Linked DNA regions of Homo sapiens: region 1 is linked to region 2. The links are chromatin contacts, found by Hi-C or POLR2A ChIA-PET in ENCODE. All regions are on one chromosome and are shown on one strand. Each heading gives the region's core, a stretch centred on a gene start or an enhancer-like site at or near the end of the contact. The rest is flanking DNA. Distances are from core to core; before and after follow the strand shown.

What was found. Hi-C counts contacts between places; a loop is a spot of excess contacts on that map. ChIA-PET counts read pairs that join two places held with the same protein, here RNA polymerase II (POLR2A). Pooled maps may share reads with other maps.
Region 1: a loop to region 2 is called in a map of right cardiac atrium, with 4 times the contacts of the local background. The contact joins two enhancer-like sites. A Hi-C loop is called at or near these places in 4 of 168 maps with a recorded cell type or tissue (cardiac septum, heart left ventricle and right cardiac atrium) and 8 of 50 pooled maps. POLR2A ChIA-PET finds 5 or more read pairs at or near these places in 1 of 52 experiments (naive thymus-derived CD8-positive, alpha-beta T cell).

The regions. Positions count from the first base shown.
Region 1 is chr1:31,421,350-31,424,177 of GRCh38, reverse strand. It overlaps SERINC2 (serine incorporator 2), which reads right to left. Exons shown (of 10, transcript NM_178865.5): 2 at 324-485. Among named protein-coding and RNA genes, the nearest start is that of SERINC2, 9.6 kb to the right of the region's middle. RefSeq lists a silencer at 429-528. Within about 2 kb of position 1,502, at least 16 of the 41 ENCODE cell types and tissues checked have a DNase peak (open chromatin) inside an H3K27ac peak, as active enhancers do.
Region 2 is chr1:30,729,099-30,731,901 of GRCh38, reverse strand. No RefSeq gene overlaps it. Among named protein-coding and RNA genes, the nearest start is that of MATN1, 6.9 kb to the right of the region's middle. RefSeq lists enhancers at 1,300-1,409, 1,560-1,689. Within about 2 kb of position 1,526, at least 3 of the 41 ENCODE cell types and tissues checked have a DNase peak (open chromatin) inside an H3K27ac peak, as active enhancers do.

The DNA.
Region 1 (2,828 bases), core at 253-2,752, 690 kb before region 2:
TGTAAAACACTGAGATGAAGGGAAGAGTTAGGAGCCCCAACCTGGGCTTAAGCACTAAGAGGGAGAAGAGCATCCCCTAGGCCAGTGTCCAGGGGGCGATAATGATTAATAAGATTTTCCAAGGAGACTGTGGCCTAAGAGAAAGAAGAATCCCCCCAAGAGGCTCAAGCCCTCCTCCCCTCATTTCCAACCTCAGATCATCAGTGCACCCAAACACCCTGCCTCCTCTTCTGGATAAGCTGTGACCCCAAGCCTGGGCCCTCTATCCTGGAGCCACTGACGCCCCTCGCTGGAGGCCGCCCTGCCTCCCCTGGGGCACTCACCTTGTAGAGCTGACTCTCCACGCCCGGGCTCAGCATAATGATGGACACCAGCACCCCCAGGAAGAGGAAGAACGTGAAGATGAGGCGGCTCACGGTGGAGTTGCGGCTGGCGGGGCAGCAGCTGCACAGGATGCAGGGGGCAGAGCCGCAGAGGCAGGACGCCTGCGGGAGGGCACTGTCACTCTTCCCTCTCCCCTTCACCGCCCAAGCGCGCACCTCTCACCACCTGCCCAGAGGTCGGCGCATCTGTGCTGCGCTAGGCAGGAGCACACTGTTCCCCAGACACCAGCCCATTGAACTTTCAGGTCCGAGAGGGAGGCTGGGTCATATAGGGCTACACAGCCAGTAACCACAGAACCCAGATTCAAACCTGGGTCTATCTCCAGTGATACTGTGGCTTGAAAGCGAGAGCTAGCCGAGGTCACGCTGTTTCTTTCTTACAGGGAGGGAGAGTAGTTTAAAAAAAAAAATCACAAGGCCAGCTGTCACCGATTACCTTCGTGACCTTATACAACTCACTCAACCTCTCTGTGCCTCAGTGTCCTCTTCTGTAACATAGTGGTATGTACTCCTCACAAAGCAGTTGTGAGAGTGAAACAGAAATTCCACATTGTAGCCCCCTTGGGCTCCCTTTCCCCTTCCCCACTTAATTTTTCCCCGCGGGACTTCTGCCATCAGCGAGGCTTTATGTTTTGTCGGCCTCCGCTTTCCAGCGGGGCAGGAATTTTTGCGTTTTGTTCATTGTGGTATTCCTAGAAATTCGAACAGTGTCTGTCACACAGCAGGAGCTTACAGGCTATCTGTTGAAGGAATATGAAGTGTTTGGCATAGTACCAGTCACATGTTAAGACCTCAGAAAACAGCAAGTGCAGAATAAACACCAGTTGGATAAACGGAATGATTTTCGGCTCTGAGGCTATACCAGCACTAGACAGCAGGTGGCGGTCTAACCCTTTCCCTCTCCAGGGTCCTCTGCCCCAGTTGCGGTCAGCCCTTCCCCTGGCCTGGCTGAAATCATTCAGGGGCTGGTGATGACACACTATGCCACACCTGAAAAGGAGACTCACCCTCCTGGGAGCCCAGTCCACAGCCCAGCCTTTAAAGAAACAGGCCCCACATCCAGATACCTCTGGTAAACTTTATCTTCCCCCAAACAGCCCCTACTCCTCACCCAGGGATTTAAGAGCCTGGAGAGCAACAGACATAGGCCTTGCCTTCCTGGAGCTTACACAAGCAGGAAAAACACTAAACAAATCATGACTCACATCGTGACAAGCGCTAAGAAGGACACGTACCCACTGCCAGAAAAGTGCTAATGCAGCCTAGGTTTGATTGAGGGTGGCATGTCAGGGAAGCCCTCCTTGAAGAAGTGACTTTTAAGCTGAGAGCAGGCCAGGTGCAGTGGCTCACACCTGTAATACCAGCATTTTGGGAGGCCAAGGCAGGAGGATCGCTTGAGCACAGGAGTTAGAGAATAGCCTGGGCAGCATAGCGAGACCGTATCTTTTAAAAAGAAGGGTTTTCTTCTTTTCTTCTTTTTTTGTTTTTTTTTTTTTGAGACAGGGTCTTGCCCTGTCACCCAGGCTGGAGTGCAGTGGCGCAATCTCAGCTCACTACAACCTCTGCCTCCTGGGCTCAAGCCATCCTCCCACCTCAGCCTCCTGAGTAGCTGGGACTACAAGCACACGCCACCATGCCTGGTTAATTTTTGTATTTTTTGTAGAGACGGAGTTTCACCACGTTGCCCAGACTGGTCTCAAACTCCTGGGCTCAAGCAATCTGCCCACCTCAGCCTCCCAAAGTGCTGGGATTACAGGCGTGAGCCACTGCACCTGGCCTTTTAAAAAGAAATATTTTAAAATAAAATAATAAGCTGAGAGCAGAGGGATGAGGAGACACTGCCAGACCAAAGGGAGGAAAGAAAGTTCTAGACAGGTGGCTCTGGGGTGGGTAGGGGCTGGGCATTTGAGGAATTTAAGAAGGCCCTCGTGGCCAAAGCTTGGTGAGCAGACAGTCAGCGGTGAGTATGAGGTCAGACAGGCTGGCAAGGCCAGACCACATAGGCACCAGCAGTCAGGAACAGGACACTGGTTTTCATCCTAAGAGCGGTGGGCACCCACTCGAGGGGCTGGAGCCAAGGGTCAGGAATTGAAAGATGAGCTTTGAAAAGAGCAGGCTGGCAGGGGCCCCTTGCTCCTCAGAGACCTCTGCTTTTCTTTCTGGACTGGTCACAAGGCACACAGCACACCCTGCTGGCGGGCATCTGCCTCCCCTCTTACTCTCCCCCAAACTAGAAATGCTCCTCGCCTATCTCTCGTTCACACAGATGCTAAACAAAATGCTTTGGAAACGAAACTATTCCTCATGGTCTAAATTGAAACAGTCCACCTGTCCAGCAACTTCTGGTTACATCTTGCAGCTGCCACCCCAAGACCTGCCTCCTATCCATGGCTGTCCTTGGTGGGTGAGAGGATAAGAAAAGCCTGAAAAATGTTTTAGAGGCCA
Region 2 (2,803 bases), core at 277-2,776:
CCACGATAGGGAAAGCCTAGGGGACCTCAGACGTGGCCTGAGGGCCAGAGAAAGCCTCTTGGAGGCTGTCACCAAGTGGAGTCTGAAGGATGAGAAGGCAGCAGTAAGCAGAATGGGAAGGGTGCTCTAGGTCTAGGTAGCAGGACACGCAAAGACTCTATGGCATTGGGGAGAGGAGCTGGGGCGAGCTGCTCAGCGTGGCTGCAAGTGGGGAGGGGAGGGAGAAGAGGTCGGCCCGCTGTGGGGCTGGGTCAGGAAGAGTGTTTGCACACAGTGGGGCTCTTTAGGTGCAAGCTCACCCTGGCTAAGTTCAGCCAAGAAGGGAATTTACAGGAAGGACATGGTTGCAAGTAACAGAAGCCTTATGAGCCAAGTTTATTATGAGAAACCAGAAGGTGGTTCACGATGTTTCTTGGCTCTCATACAAATAAAAAATCCAGGGATTTTTGGCTTCAGGTATGGCAGGATCCAGGACTACAACTCTTTAATAATGTCTCTCTGTTTCTCCATCTCTTATCTTTTCTCCCCGGTGTGGCTGAGCTGTTGAGGACTTACCTGAAAGTAAAGTTAATAAAGAGACCAGGGCTGTTTGAATTGGGATCTGTCACCAATACCAAAAGAGCCCTCAGAGCCTTGAATGTCACACCGAGGAACATGGACTAATCCTGAGACAGGTGTCTTTGAAGGATTTTGGGCCAAGGAGTTACAAGGTTTGGGTTTTAGGAAGGAAGAGCCCAAATGCAGGGACCCCTACAAAGGCTGGGGAAGTCATCCTATGGGGCGGCAGGGACGGGGATGAGTTTGAGAGGCATTGTCAACCTTCTGGTGGTGTCAGTTTTTTTGTGGAATGGCAGATTTCTTCATGGATGTTATTTGCTCCTTATCAGACCCCCAAGCAGTTGGTGCAGTGTAATTCACAGAAATGGAAAGCGAGCTCCTGTTCACACTTGAGGGCAGAGGCCCAGAGACATCAAGTGACTTTCCTGAGGCCACACAGTGGTCAGAGATGAGACCAAGCACCTTTTTTTTCTACTCCGAGTGGAGGCTTTTAGACGGGCTGGGGCCCAGTCTGTGTCAGTTGTTGCTTCTTGCAAAGACCCATGGGAAGAGGGCCCGCTGAGAAGCCCCGGCAAGTGTGGATTGGGAGCAGAGGTCACGGGAGGAGAGACATTGGCCCAGCCTTGCATCCTATCACAAGGAGATTGAAGGGCCATGGCTGCGTGTGTCACAAGGACCAGGAGGCCCTGAACTTCCCGGCGCGACTCTCCCGTCCTTCCCGCCTTCCCCGACTCCCACCTCTGGCCTGGAGCCGAAGAACAGGCTGAGCTGTGTAGTGGGATTGTGCCCTGTGGCCAGGCAGCTGGGAGGGGGCCACCCGAGGGACAGGAAATAGCTGGGTTTGGGGAAGTCCGCATGGCTAGCCAAGCCAAGCGAGCCCACGATCGCCTGGGCAGCCCTCACTGAGGCCCTATCAATGCCCCGTTTGAGGCTCACACAGGGGTCCTTTGACGGGGCTGCGATGGTTTGGACCCACTGACAGCGCCTGTTTGAGCTTCATGCCTGGAAAGGAGCCGGCCCCAGGACAGAGGGGGCTGCTTCCAGGCCTGGGCAGGTGAGGGCAGCCTGGAGTGGTTGTCTCTTGGAGGGAAAAAAGAGCTGGTAAAATTAAACCTGGGGTGCTAAGCGGGGCAACTTCAGGTTTCTCGGGAGCTGTGATGGTAGCAGGAAGGGTCCCCGTAATTGAGTGGGCCCTTCAGTGTGCTGGCTCCACAAAGCTCCCAGTGGCCTCACGCAGCAGGTGCTGGGTGGTGATCATTCCTGAGGTTCAGGGAGGGGCTGCCTCTGCCCACAGTCACGCATTGGCCAAGGGGCAGACCTGGGCTTGGACTTCAGTCCACCCAAATGGACCTGAGCTTGTCTCTCTAGACCTTTCTGGGTAACCTCGCCCTTCCTCTGGGAATTTCTACCTCACAAGGCCCTCATTTAATTCCTATTCCAGGCTCTGAGCCCTCTTGGGAGGGCCCTGGCAGAAGCAGGAGGCCTCAGAGGCAGCAGGGAGCTTTTGGATGTTGCGGACCCTCGGATGGTGGTGCCCAGCTCTGAGCAGAGGATGCGAAACGGGGGATGGCAAAGGATGCATCGCGTTTTGGTGGGGCTAGATTTGCGCTTCCTTGGGGGACATATAATGGGAGGTGCTCAGGAAGCAGCTGGGTCTCTAGGTCTGGAGTTTAGGAGAGCGAGGAGGGAGGCAGGTTGAGATGTGAGTGCTATCTTTGGACATGTGGGTGGGATATCAGGTTGGGCTGGTATCACCCAGGTGTTAACCCATCAGAAGGATGTGCTGCTGCTCCGTGGCCTCCCCAGACAGGCCGGCAGATGAAAGCACACGCCTCCTCACCCTGGATTCCAGTTTGGCTGACCATGCGTGGGGCCTGAGACCAAGATAGCACATGGGAGGTGTCATGAACCACATGTGACACCTCAGATCATGGGGTCTGTGGCCCGAATGGGGCCTGGGCAGGAGGAGCAGCCCAGCTGCACTGCAGGCTCCTGGATGGGGCGATGAGCATGGCCACTTTGCAGGTGAGGAATCTGCCCTGTGACTGTGGGCCCCTCCACATCTCTGCCTGACTTTTGGGAAGACCAGAGATTCATGTCCAATCCGGTACTCTGGCAGTGTCTCCAATTTGCAATGAAACCGTTTAAGTGTCAAGAAAAGCAGTCAGGTTAAAGGAAGTCAGGGGCAGGACCCACCCTCGGGTTCTCCTTGGGTCTTTGGGTGGCAGCAGGGCCTCTGCGGAGG